Regions from separate parts of the Homo sapiens genome. Here regions 2 and 3 are each linked to region 1. A link is a contact called in ENCODE Hi-C or POLR2A ChIA-PET data. All regions are on one chromosome and are shown on one strand. Each heading gives the region's core, a stretch centred on a gene start or an enhancer-like site at or near the end of the contact. The rest is flanking DNA. Distances are from core to core; before and after follow the strand shown.

Region 1 (4,588 bases), core at 593-3,092:
CAGTGTCTGTGAGCATGAATGGGTGTGCGTGTGTGCACACGTGCATAAGAAGCTTGTATCCTTTCTTCTTCTAGTGAAAGGAAATCCCCTGTACCTGGGGATTGGGGGAGATAGTGAGGTGTTGGGGAGCAAGAGAGACTACAGGAAAAGATGAGGTGCTGAGGCCCACCAACCTGTTTGTCCTCACCCTTTCCATCTGCTGAAAGGTGCCTATTGGGCGTAGAATTGTCTCCAGCCCACTTCATTGGACCAGGTCATCCCAGTTAGCCTGACTGTCCTGTTTGCAGGTCAAGTATAGAGGGAATTTTGCCACAGTAAAACATGCTCTATTTTCAAGTCATATGTGAAGAAAAAATAAATGAAGGAAGGATGAGGAAAAGACCAAATGCTGCCAAGTGTCCACTACAAGCTCTGGTTTTCTGCGGGGGCCACTGAAAGGTGTACAAATTGTTCACCATAAGCCAAGGACACAAACATGTGTGTGCGTGTGTGTGTATGTATGTGTGTTTGATGCCTTAGCACAGCTCGTGTTTGATGCTTGTGATGGTTCTATTTATAAACTTTGTGCTCTCAGATGGGACAACCAGAGGCACTTCTTTCCTGCATTTCAAGTGTTTCATTTCCTTTTTAACATGTCTTTTAAATTAAGGGCATGCACACCAATGCATGGGCTCACTCTCATCTTACGGCAAGTTGATCAGACTAGGGTTAGTTGTCTGAGAAACATGGGTGGCCTTTGTCACAAACAAGAGGAGAAGCAGTTCAGGGAAGAAGAAGACTAAGGACTAGCACTGTTGTTTTGGTGGAGTTGTTTGTTAGCTGACTGTCTACAAGGCACATGTTCTATCGAATATTCAGTGTTGGGTGCTGACTGTGTTACGAGCCTTGTACATAGGATTTAAACCCCAGAGCCACTCTGTGAGGCCAGAATTGCTTTGGGATCTTTCAGATGAGGGAACCAACGTGAAGGCTTTAAATCCTATGTCCAAAGCCACACAGCGAAACCAGAGTGAAATCCGGAGCATTTGAATCAAGAGTTGAATCTTCTTTCCTCCCCGGAGGGAGAATCGCCCAGGGGCTGAGTGCAAGGGGAAAGGCTGGTTCTGAGGGGAAGAAGCTGAGCATGTTGCGGCACAGGACTTAGAAAAATTTAGAAGCATCTGCAATTGTTTTCCAGGGGAAGATACCCAAAAACAATCCAGAGAAGGAAATAAAACGAGAAGAATAGTAAGGCAACATGGAGTATAAAAGTTGCTGCATTTAGGGCGAAGGAGAGAACCTCTCTGCTCCGTGGCGATATTAAAGCTATCCCCAAGAACGGGAGGTGGGAGTGGCCTGAGGGATGACTCCTCCAGCACTGCTGCCTGCCAGCTCCGGGCTGCACAGGGCTGAGCCGGCGCCAAGAATGCCCTCTTCTGGTGATATTCTCGAAGCCCAGGAAGATAGCAAGGCAGCCGAGACCTGTGTTTTCCAGATCCTGGGTAGATTCCCTTGTCAGATGTGGTTCTACTTAAGCAAATATCACTACCTTCTCTTTTTCCTCCTCAGCCCTCAAACTAGTGATAGGGAAATTATTTCAATAAGGTAAGCTGTACCTTAGTAGAGTTTGCTTCCTTTTTTTTTTTTTTAACCCCGAATAATACTCTCTATGTCATCTGTATATTTATGATAGCTCAAAGACATGGGTGTGTGGATCTAATTAAAAATGTGAAAGGGTTTAGCAGCCTGCTGCTTCCCTGCAACTCTCTGGTTGCCAAATCTTGGCAGCCGTGTTGAACTTGAGCCAAGCGTTTAGTCCTCAGCTGAACTGCTGCCAGCCTGCGCACGGCATTGTGGGGCGAGAGCCGGAGGGGCTGCACTGCACCGAGCTTGCACAGGGCGAGGCGGGGGCAGGACCTGGGACCCAGCCACCCCGGAGGAAACCGGAGAGGAAACCAGCTTGGTCTTGCTCTCTGCCTCGTCCCAATCCCCGGCTCTTACCAAATGCAGGTAGGACCAGCTAGGCCAATTTGGTGACCGGGTAGGGCTTCAAGCTACTAGGTGGGAAATGGTCCCTACAGTTTTGCTTTCATTTAGTCGAAATCGGGCCTTTTCAGAGGAGAAACAGTTCTCCACTCTCTTGCAGTAGTTTGGGCCTGAGTTTCAACAGTCGGATGGGGCATTTCTATTGAGTTCTCTGCTGTCAGTCTGAGCTTTTTTTGATAGCTTGGCAATTGTTCTGTGTCTTCTCTCTGAAGCAGCTGAGTCCAGCACAGGGTTTCTCAAACCCTGTTGTGCACACATGTCACTTGGGAAATCTTGTGAAAATGCAGGTTTCTGAGTCTCCCCGGGGAAAGGGGAGAATTCATGTTGCCAAGATCAGAACTGACTAGAACTGCTTACGTTCCACATTATGACTCCAGACTGGAACTTTTGTGAATTCAAGGATGTTAGGCTCTGGAAAAGTACATCTTGGTGATTTGCTGTCAGAGGGAAAAACAATTCAAAGAACTCAGCATTCTCCACAATATGTTGACAAAAATAAGGGGAAAAAAAAAACATCAAAGGCATGGGTCACTTTTTATTTTTTTTTGAAATGTACCAGCTATAAGCAAATTAAAGAGGAAGAAAGGGTCGTATTCTTTGTATACAGAACACCCTCCTGCAGAGTGAAAATTCAACCCTAAAAAGATCTTCTAATATACTTGAGGGGCTGAGAGAGAGGATGAGGGGGGACTTTGCCTTTTAACTTTATATCTTGTGTATTGTTGATTTTTCATGATGATGCATTTCTTTCGTAATTAAAAGAAGAGGCAGCAGCTGCAAGACGGCCCAGGAGCCTTCTTGGCAGTGACCTTCCCCAGGGCAGGCCACCAGGGTGGGGCAAGTATGGACTTTGAAACCACTTTGTCCTGGAGTGGAAGCAGGCTCTGGCATTAAGCTTGGGGAATTTGGCTAACATTGCTGGGCCTTTGCAATTTCATCTGTGCAATGGAGAAATTGGGCCTTCATTGAGGCACAGCTGTGGGTGCCGCAGACATGTTTGTGCGGGGCTCATACCCAGGGGTCCTTAACAGGCGTTTTAAAAATTCAGAGTCTCTCTCCGATGGGGTTAGGACACTATTCCAGATAGAATTTCACCCCGGCAGACTGCTTCTGAGCACAGATATGTTCCAAAACCTCCGGATAGGAGCTAATCACTTTAGAAGTCACAAAGCCTCTGTTCATGATGTTAGAGGAGCTCCCCAAAAACGAGGCCTTGGGGAATAGCAGTGAATTTTCTCTTTCTTTTCAAATGGCAAATTTATACATATGAAAAGTCTAAATGACATGGCAAATAAATCACAAGTAGTCATAATTTAGCCGGCCACTTTTATTATGAAACAATCAAAAGCATGCAGTCGGGACGATGGAGGGAGATGCAGGCTGTGTGGCCCCTGTGCAATTAGGGGGCTGATACTTCCTTCATATCCTAAGTTGGGATGGCATGTCGCTTGCTTTGTGGTTTGGAATAATGCAGAACTGGCTGTTTCTATCACAGAAAGAGGGAGAGGGTGTGTGCCGCCAAGAATCAGGATATTTCCAGGAAAATTTCACTCCAAGAGGCTTTCTTGAATCTCATTCCTAACATGTGGGCAGATGATTGTCTAAACCACTGAGGGATGATGCTGGAGGTAAACATCTAATTAATTAAAGAAAATCTCCTTCTGCACCCCAACTCCGAAAATGCCCCGCAGTTGAGAAACACTGACACACACTCACCCACACTCACCCACACACTCACCCACACTCACACACACACTCACCCACACTCACACACACGCGCCCACACTCACACACACACTCACACATACACTCACACATACTCACACATACACTCACACACTCACCCACACTCACACACACACCCACACTCACCTACACTCACACACACTCTTACACATGTATTTGTAAAAAAAAACTCCCTGGTGACTGAGTCCTTCGGTCCACCTGCGTTTGTTAATTCCAGGTTACAAACACCTTGATCTCCATCACCCTTCTTCCAAGAATGTGTGACCACAACCCCTTCGCTCTTCCAAGCAACGTTTGCTCCAACTTAATATTCCGGTGCTTTCGGGAACAACATTTTAAAATAAACCATTTTGGCACCTTGTCAAAGTCTTGTCTAAATTCCTTCATGACAACCACTCTCAGTGAGATTTTTAAAACCAAAGGGAGTTGGGGGCAGGGAAAAGAGGAGTTCCCCGTTTAGAGTCCTAATTTTAAACAGTATCAAATAAGAATGTATTTATTTCTCCCGCCCCCTCTGTAGTTCCCTCCTGTTCCCACAGGGCATCCTCAGCCCACCTCTATCCTTCAGTCCATATCTTTATTGTCCCCTCCATGGGGTCTGGTCATCTGGGTCAGTGGGAAAGGGTCACTGGCCATTGGACAAAGAAAGGCTGGGCAGGGATGGGGCCTCGGGCAGGTGTTGAAATGTAGTTCCTGGTGTTTGGTAGTAATCACTACAAAACAATCCTGTCTGCTCCATTCCTATCAACAACCTGCTCTCCTTGGTCTGTTGCTAAGAGACCAGCCTGTTGTTTACAAGATCCTTGGTGGCGTAGAC
Region 2 (4,588 bases), core at 1,523-4,022, 250 kb after region 1:
CTTATTTCAGATGTAATGGGGAACTATTGGAGAATCACCTTTATGTCAAGAATGCAGCAGCTCCCCTACAACTTCCTGGCAAGGATTTTAGGGTAGAGTGTCAACTACACTGAAAACCATTTGAAAACAAAATCCAGCCCCTGATTCCATAGTAGAAGTGCCATCTGTGTAGACCTGACTTAGCTCCAGGGCACAACTTTACCCAAAGACTACAGAAGCCGTGTTCTTTCCATGACTGACTATACAAACTCAGAATGTCTGCCCATGGAAGAAAAGACTTCAGGGACACACAGTAATGCTCACAGATTCCAGAAGGCCACTTTTGGGAAGGGAAGACCAGAGAAGGGCTTTTGAGACCACTTAGGTTCAGAGGGGCCTAGAGGGGTTCCAGAGAAAGACACTTATCTATGAGAGACAATTTTCCAACAGCCAGAGTGTGTCAGGTTCTAAGAGAAAGGAATTCCCAAGAGCAGAGGCTTCTGTGTCTTGGGAGACAGAGTGAGATGACCCAGGGAATGTGGCAGGGTTGCAGGCCAGGTGGGGAGTTGGGCTGGAGGCTCTTCCAACCCCAGCATTTCATTATTCTTTTGTTTTCTGTCACTGGGAACTGAAAATTTGTGCCAGGGTTTTACCTACAGAGAAATTTTGAATTATAGTTAAAAATTAACTTTTCAAATAAAATCATACAAATCTTCTTAAATAAAGCCTATCAGATTTTAAGAAGAGTTTGTCTTCATCAGATTTCAATTGATGAAGGAAGAAAGAAAAAAGGAAAACTTCAGTGAAAGTAAAAATGTAGAATGTGCCCTTTGACTGATTGATCTGATCAACAGCAATGTGTCATTTAGAGTTCCTCAGAGAATTATTAGCACTGGCTAGAGTCAGCCTGACCAATCACACACACACACACACACACACAACACACACACACACATGCATACACACACACACACGCTGATGGAAAGCAGTGGGGCTGGAGGGAACACTTACCAAAAGCATAAAGTTAAGCCTTTCCATCAGCAATATCTCCACTGGCTTTTTTATATACTGCCTGCAACTCAAGATTGAAGAACTGGAGATTTTCATTCCTGTTCTTCCTCTTTCAACGGGCAATGTTGAAGCCCATGGGTTTTGGAAGAAATCTGGCTTTATTTCCCAGCTCCTCCAGGTAGCATCTAATCATGCTGGGCAAGAATTCAATTTCTCTGAACTTTAATTTTCATCAGGCAAAGAAAAAGATATAGAAGTAGCAATTGTTTTCCAGGGAAAATGTAAAGATTAAATGGAATGACATACATAAACTGCTTAGTTAGAGCACATAGTGCTCTGACATTTTAGCTGGAAATAATATGCAGCATTTATTGAGTGCATGTATTGTATTTGCCATGCACACTCTTTAAGTGTTTTGCAGTGGTTTTCTTTTGTATTTAAAATTCATGTCGGCCAGGTGCAGTGGCTTACGCCTGTAATCCCAGCACTTCAGGAGGCCGAGGTGGGCAGGTCAGGGGTTCAAGACCAGCCTGGCCAACATGGGGAAACCTCGTCTCTACTAAAAATACAAAAATTAGCTGGGCGTCGTGGTGGGCGCCTGTAATCCCAGCTACTCAGGAGGTTGAGGCAGGAGAATCGCTTGAACCCAGGAGGCGGGGTTGCAGTGAGTCAAGATCGCACCAGTGCACTCCAGCCTGGACAACAGAGCAAGATTCCGTCTCAAAAAAAAAAAATAATAGTTCATGTAATCCTCACAGTATCTATATTGGCAATAAACATTATTGCCATCCACATTTTATAAATAGGGTCACTGAGGCACAGCGAGTGTAACTGCCTTGTTCCAGATTCCACAGTTGGTCCATGACAGAGCTGAGATCAGAACCCAGAGTCCTAACTCTTGACCATTGCAGGCAGTGTCCTTTGCTGCCGCAGTGAATTCAGTAATGCATGCACAGTACTGAGAAGCATTACCTGCCCTTATGCTTTCTAACTTCTTTTCTTCTTCCCACCATTGCAGTGGATCCATCCTGCTGCAAATGGTCATTTTTTTTTCCAGGGCACAATCTAAACATACATCGTTCTCTACTTAGAATCCTAAAGCTCTCCCACGGCCGGCAAAAGGAAACTTAAACTCCTCAGAGTGGCTCACAACCTGACCTCTTGTTCTGCCAGCTTCATTTCCTGTTGCTCTATCTCTGAACTAAACACCCAGTCACTTCAGACTTCTCCCCCAAGCAATGCTGTTTCCTCATGCCTGTGTGCTGGGGTGCCCACCGCCCTCCCGGCTAGAATACTCCTCTCAATTCCCTCTCCTTGGCAAAACTGCACTTTCTACTCTCTTCTGGGCATGCTCCGTCCTGCTGACCTGGTCCTAATCTGTTTACTCTCACACCAGTTCTGTAGGGCAGACGCTGTTGGTTTTCAAACGGGGAAGCCAATTCGGAGAAAATTGTGTTCAAATCATACCGCAGGAAAGTGACTAAGCTAAGATTTAAGTCCACATTTTTTAGTTTCAAGACTCTTTCACCTCCCTTGCACCATCTCCCAAGAAGAACTGGGGGCATTATTTTCTAGCTTCAGCGAGACCTGGGAAGGCTGGTGTTTCTCTTGATGGGGCATAACGTATCTCTGGGAGTGCCTGAAATTCCCTCTGGCTGGTCATCCTCACTCCTGGACTGTGTCTCCTTCCGCCACATTCAATGACCTCTGGGCCCATGGAGTCCAGGACACCCACAGGCAGATGTAGCCACAGCTCGAGGAAGGTCTCTCTGTCTCTCTCCGTCTCTCTGTCTCCCTCTGTCTTGCTGACTAGGAGAGGCACAGGCCAATGTAAGAAGCAAGCCTGGCTTGGGATGCAAAATAAAATGGAATAACGGGGCATGTGCATTTTATCAGAACCAAACAAATTGTGGCTATAAACATTCCGTCGCCAGTGAAATTGCAGCCTTCTTTGAAGATCAGTGTCTGTTTTTTAATGTATCTATATTAAAAAAAAAAAAAAACTGGACCAAATTTCCATTCAACCAGTATGGGGAGGGAGCAGGGGGTGGGAATGGGGACTGAGCCCTGGGAAATGAAACAAGGGAGGGAGAGAAAGGAGACCTTATGTCCTGGATTAGCACATTGATTAAAAGCAAGTTTCTTTCTCTTGAGCAACCCGCCCCCCACAGCCCATCCGCAGCCCCGCAAGCCACTAACCACAATTATTCCACGGGGTCTCTCTTTGCCTTACTTATTTGATATCCTCAGACTCAACTGTTATGGTTCAGACAGTTTGTCTTAGGGGTCCTGGGAGAAGGAGAAAAAAGGCAGCCTCCTAATTGTCTGCAATCGACTGTTGACATCTGCAAAGTACTCTAGCTTCTAACCCTCTCTGTGGATGGTGCATGAGTGCCCCCCACCCACTGCCCACCTCATCCACCTGGGCTTGGCAAGCGGGGCAGCTGCCACCACCATGCACAGCTGGGACTCCTGCCCTGAGCTCTGGCACCCTCCAACACACTGGGGTCACCTTGCTCCCTGTCCATTCCCCAGACCATTTTGTCCGACCTGTGGCTTCAATTACTCTCTGAAAACAGACAATACCCAAAGCCCTGCTTCCAGCTTTGATCAATCTTTGTTGCTCCAGAACCGCATTTGCAACAGTATAACAGACACTCTAGTTACTTCCATTTCTTTCTGGGTAAAATAAAAGAAAAAGACAAATCCCGGACATCTCATTCTAAGTAACTGCTCCTAAAGCAAGAACCTCAACTCTGACATGATTAAATGTAGCCCCACAGCAGAACTCACACATGTCTCCTGGAGCCAAGATCCCTCCTTTGATTTTTCACCCATGCATTCTTCTGTCCTTTTGTTCTTCCAGACATTTCCACTTCTGTATGAGTTTTGAGTAAACACTCGAAACTTAAAATTTCTAAAACTGAACTCTTTCTTGTACAGTCTAGAATTACTTCTATTTATTTATCAGTAATACTCCAAGACTTGATATCTCCAAGTCTTCTCTGATTACGTTCCTCTAATGCAGTACAAATTATAGTCAGCATAACACATAACAATAGCAGTCACCGATGTTTTCTAGTAACACTGTTACTATCACAATTACAGCCCCACTACTTCTTGCCAAGTGTATTCACTCATAGAATGAGTTTTTCTTCCCAGCTTACTTCCAGGAATTCAATGTCACTTTCAATCAGAAAACTAGATGCAGTTAAAATAGAAAATTAGGGGAAAAAAATGAACCCCTTCCCAAAGAAACTGGATGATATGTTTTCTTAAATTTTTATAGATTTGTATTTTTATAAATTGTGCACTTTTCTATAGGTATGCTGAACTTCAATGCAAAGTTTACTTAAAACAAAAATGGAATAAAAATGCCAAGATCCCCCATAAGGCTCTGGGTGCTCCCTCTGTTGGGAACCTCACTTCCCCTGCAATTTCCCCACTATGCCTGGCTCTGATTTCTGGATGTATTGAAGGCCTGGTTCAAATCCTGCCTCCTAAATGTAGCCTTCTCATATTTTCCTCAATCAAGGTTTGTCTCTGCACTATTGAACACCCCTCCCCATCCTAATTGGCTCGATTTATTGTCTTTCCC
Region 3 (4,588 bases), core at 1,130-3,629, 230 kb before region 1:
CTTTTGTTAGCAGGTTAGTGCTCACCCAATTCACATATCCTCAGGTTTATGAATTATTAATCAAAAGAGCTAAAAAGTCAATCCAATCTGGTTAGATACAGTAATACTTGTGGCTTCCAAACTTTTAAATAATGAATGGTTTCATCACTTCCCCAGTGGATGTCAAGCAAGGAGAATGTCTGGAATCAAAATCCCACTGGGTAACGAAAGAAACATAGTGAAGGAAAGTAGTAATTTTTAATAATAGTAACTCCAACCTATTGTATCATCACTGCCACTCTCCAGAGAGATCATTTCAGAATGGGAAGGAGAGATGGCTTGAAAAAAGGGCTTTATGGGATCAAATATTCCCAGAAAAAGTGTTATAACATAAGGGAGTAGGTAGAGAATAAGAATACATCCACACCAATAAGTTGTAATGTTAAAAATGCATGCCTTTTAGTGTTCCTAATTCTTCAAAAGAAAAACACATCTTTAATTATTTCTTATGTTGGAGGAATTCTCTAATAAACTTCTCCTCATGTTCGGGAACTTGGAGAAGAAACATAGAATAAAAGGCAGAAATAAATGGTGTATTTAGATTGACCAAATTATTGTCAACAATAGGACTTAGTGCGGAAAGGGAGGTGTTCAGTAGGTAATAATAGAAAGAAAAGACCAACTCAGAAATAATTGGTTTTATGAGCATGGGAACGTGATAGAGAAATGGGGATGGTAATTAAGACCTAAGAGAAGAAGAAATAGTATTACGAAGTGTTGATGCATGACAAAGGATGAATTGGTGAAGCCATGCTGGAAATAAATAAAAAACTAACGGTTTCAGAACCCTCTACTGGGTTTCAGATAATTCTGTTGGGTCACTTTTGCCCTTAGGTGGGAGCACAAATGAAGATTAAACCAGGGTTGGCTGAGACTTGGATCATTTGCTGAATGTTTGGTGTTCAATTTATTCTGCCCATTCTAATTCACGCTAAACATTCTCATTCACTTAGAATATTTCATTTCACTCTGACATTCCCATTCACATTGAAACTTCCAAATCCCTCCAAAAGTTCCAAGTCACCAGTGTTAGAAATCACTGGCTATACTTAGGCTTCTATTATATGTATTCGACTAAGTGATTGTGTTGTCCTGGGGGAAGATATCTGTACAAGGAACATAGAAAACAGGAAGCAGAGTGTGCCCTTATTGTTAACTAGGCTTTTACCCCAAATCTCACTGAGGAGCTCGTTGGTGAAATGTGCTCAAACACGTGTAGGTTAATGACAAGTCCAAAGGCCTGTTATTTTTTTTTTCTTCCTCCAAAAACTATGGTTACCATATAAAACACAAGTCATCCAGTTACATTTGAATTTCAAATGAGCAAGATATTTTTGAGTACAAATGTGACCTAAATATTGTGTATGCATACTGAGAAAAAAATATTTGTTGGTCTTCTAAAATTCTAATTTAACTGGGCATCCTATATTTTTATTTGCAATCTTACTCTAAACCCAAACTCAGATCTGAAGGTATCACCATACTCCAAAGTTAATCCACACAGAAAAAATCTTAGTGACAGTGCCTCATATATAAATGAATTTGAGGTTTAACATATGTTCCCATTGCATCCTCTTCCTCCTTTTCTGTTATCCTCCCTTTTTTTCTTCCTTTCATTTTTTTTTTTTTTCTGAGCAGGTGTATCTGGAATTGCGCTACACATGAAGATTTACAAATGAATTAGACCCATCCCTTTTCTTGGAATAGCTCCTAGTCTTTTGGGAAAGAAAGGCATGCATCTATCCATTGTACAAAACAAAATGCTTTAATAGAATTTCTATCCATCCATCCATCCATCCATCCATCCATTCATCCATCCATCCATCCATCCTCCATCTGAACTCTGATTCATGGAAGAACAACTTACTGATTCTGCTCAAGGAGAAACCTTGGCACACTGTGACAATGTATCTTGAAAACAGACCTCCCATTTTTTTGGATGGTAAAACTGAGTCTTAGAGAAGTTACCCAACTGCAGAGTAGCCGGGTAAGTGGCAGATTCAGGTTATAAATCCCAATCCTTAGCCTCGATATGCAGGACAAAGCTCAACCTGCTCAGCCCCACTTTTCTTCTGCCGTTTTTTTGTCCCCTCTTTCTCACAGAACCTCTACTACCTCATGTGCCAAGGCTCACACGTCTCTCTTGGGTGACATCTGTGGTGGGCGCCGTGACTCCTGTCACCTGTGCGGGGGGCCCGGGCTGCCTCCTCCCCTCCCCCGCCTTCCTCGCCCTGGGCCTGACCGCAGGGGCTGAGTGTCTGGCCTCTGCACACCACTTTCTCAGCAGGGCACTTCCTCCCTGCACGCTGCTCCTGCAAGTTGTTTATCTCTCACAAGGATAGTAACAAAGATCGTATCGGTGAAACTCTGTCTGGGCACAGATGTCTGGCTCCCTGGCAGCTCTTCATCACCCTGCTGTGCCTCACCTTCCAGAAGTCTCCTTCCTCCTCCCCCTGGAGCCCCCTTCTTCCACACTGTGGATGATTAGTTGAAACACAGCAGGGCAGAGCAGGCAGCTGCACTGCTCCACTGAGAGTCTTGGAGCTGCCAGGAGCCAAGGCCCTTCCAGGCCTTCCAGCAACTGTTTAAACACTGGTTGCCCCTGGGCCAGGCATTAGAAGGGGACAGACAGGGAGGTCACAGGGACCCCAGATGGTAGTGAGGATAGCAGCTTGTTGAAGGATGGAAAGGAAAAGAGAGATGGGGCGGACCACGTGACTAATTTAAAATGCCCCAAGTTGGTGGTCTGGGTGCAGAGTCTTCAGATGTGCACTGTCCAGCAAGGCCTTCAGCAGTGATGGAAACATTCCCTTTCTGGGCTGTCCAAGATGGCAGCCACCTGCCCCAGGAGGCTATTGTGAACCTGAGGTATAGTGGGTATGACTGAGGAATGGGATTTTTAACTTTATTTATTTGAATTACTTTGAATGTAAGTAACCACATGTGGCTAGTAGCTAACAAATTAGAGAGCACAGTTTCACAATGTGCTGCCAGACGCCCATGTCGAAGGTGCAACCCTTCAGGCTGACGGACTAGCTCCTTTCTGACCTCTGCTAATATGAAGAGAAGTCCTTGGCTTCTTTGCTCTTGATTTATTAGTTCAGTTTCTCTATATTTAAAGTAAGATTAATAATTCTTGCCTCACCTTCTTAACAATGTGTCAGGAAAATCCAATAAAATAATGAAATAATTGATCATTTTAGCTCACAGCTTTAACATAAGCATCACCACCTTGGCAGGACGCTGCTGTGTGATCTTCCTGTACATTTCTCCCTGGCAATGCCCACAATGATTGTTTAAGATATTTGCACATGTGCAAAGCTCAAAACAAATGCAAGAAACATTCCAATACTTATGTATTGTTTTCTATTACTGAACGTGGAGAGTTGGCCTGGTGATGTGGGTGGAGTGCCCTGGGTGTCTGACCAACCTGAGTCTCAATCCCATATTTTCAGAAGACTACCAGCAGACAGGTCACTTAACCTCTTGGATATCCCACCCCCCATTGGTGAAAGCAAATCCTGATATTCATGGCATGGAAGCTGTCAGGAGAAATGAGAGGAGGTCCTGTCTTTGAGGCATCAAACGCAGTACCCAGGGTACCCACTAAAGGTCAGTGCCTGACCTTCCCATTGGAAAACAAGGGGATTGTGATGAAACATTTAGGACAAATGGTAGCCTTTGAATGCCTCGACGAAGGGCTACTGGGAACATTGCGAAGGCAAGTTCTGCAAATCTGAATGCAGCTCTTATTGGGTGCAAAAAGGACTTCTACTGTTTTCAAACCCCTGTCAAATGCCATGACATTTCTAGACTTAAGTCACTCATCTCCACTGGGTTTATTTACAAGTAGCAAAGCAAAGTTTCCGGCTTCTAAGGAAAGAGGCTTCTAAAATCATATTAAAAAGACCTCAAAAGGTTTCCTAGACATCAAACAGCCCTTAAAATAATATTTCGATGATTTGATTGTAAATAAATCAGGAACATGTGGATTAAATTTCAATCAAAATATGCATGACTTTTAAAATCAAGGGATCGGACAGAGGACTTGGCACAATGCACTTTGGGGCTTTATTGAACTCAGAGCATTTGAGAAATGCTTTGTGACATGGGACAGGGCTCAGATGGGTGCACCAGCCCCTGCTTCTTCATATACACCAAAGGAAATTGTAGCTGGGAAGGGAGTTTCCAGCTTTCAGGAGATCTGATTTGGAATGGCCTTGATGTCCTCTTACCCAGGGGCAGCCCCAAAGCACATGAGCCTCACACATTTTCTGAAAGCTGAAAGGGGAGCACCAAAGTCCACCTTGATGGCAAAGCAAGCAAGAGAAGTGAAACTTTGGGGGTAATTTTGTTTCTTCAAGTCCACAAAGAGGACAAGGCTGTCTGTCTAGTCACTGGGTGGTGACACTGAATTCACCTTCCAGCTGCTGCTGAAAGCAGACCTGCAGGGCTAAGGGACCCATGGACATGGGTCCAGGATGACCAATAAGTCTCTTCACACACATGTGCAGATACACAGGGACACACTCTCACACACACACAGATG

What was found. A loop is a pair of places that touch in the nucleus more often than their neighbours do. ChIA-PET counts read pairs that join two places held with the same protein, here RNA polymerase II (POLR2A). Pooled maps may share reads with other maps.
Region 2: a loop to region 1 is called in a map of CD4-positive, alpha-beta memory T cell, with 4 times the contacts of the local background. The contact joins the enhancer-like site here to the promoter of LINC01550 in region 1. A Hi-C loop is called at or near these places in 5 of 168 maps with a recorded cell type or tissue (CD4-positive, alpha-beta T cell, CD4-positive, alpha-beta memory T cell, GM12878 and 1 more) and 9 of 50 pooled maps. POLR2A ChIA-PET finds 5 or more read pairs at or near these places in 9 of 52 experiments (CD4-positive, alpha-beta T cell, CD4-positive, alpha-beta memory T cell, activated CD4-positive, alpha-beta memory T cell and 5 more).
Region 3: a pooled map shows a loop between it and region 1 (3-fold over the local background). The contact joins the enhancer-like site here to the promoter of LINC01550 in region 1. A Hi-C loop is called at or near these places in 4 of 168 maps with a recorded cell type or tissue (CD4-positive, alpha-beta T cell, CD4-positive, alpha-beta memory T cell, CD8-positive, alpha-beta T cell and 1 more) and 9 of 50 pooled maps. POLR2A ChIA-PET finds 5 or more read pairs at or near these places in 8 of 52 experiments (CD4-positive, alpha-beta T cell, CD4-positive, alpha-beta memory T cell, GM12878 and 4 more).

Annotation. Positions count from the first base shown.
Region 1 is chr14:97,975,378-97,979,965 of GRCh38, reverse strand. LINC01550 (long intergenic non-protein coding RNA 1550) reads left to right here and starts at 1,842. Exons shown (of 3, transcript NR_015430.2): 1 at 1,842-1,989. RefSeq lists an enhancer at 1,343-1,842.
Region 2 is chr14:97,722,226-97,726,813 of GRCh38, reverse strand. All of the region lies in intron 2 of LOC105370651 (a long non-coding RNA gene), which reads right to left. Among named protein-coding and RNA genes, the nearest start is that of LINC02291, 38 kb to the right of the region's middle. Within about 2 kb of position 2,772, at least 3 of the 41 ENCODE cell types and tissues checked have a DNase peak (open chromatin) inside an H3K27ac peak, as active enhancers do; they include CD4-positive, alpha-beta T cell, where a contact is called at or near this core.
Region 3 is chr14:98,208,207-98,212,794 of GRCh38, reverse strand. No RefSeq gene overlaps it. Among named protein-coding and RNA genes, the nearest start is that of LINC02295, 75 kb to the right of the region's middle. Within about 2 kb of position 2,379, at least 3 of the 41 ENCODE cell types and tissues checked have a DNase peak (open chromatin) inside an H3K27ac peak, as active enhancers do; they include CD4-positive, alpha-beta T cell and CD8-positive, alpha-beta T cell, where a contact is called at or near this core.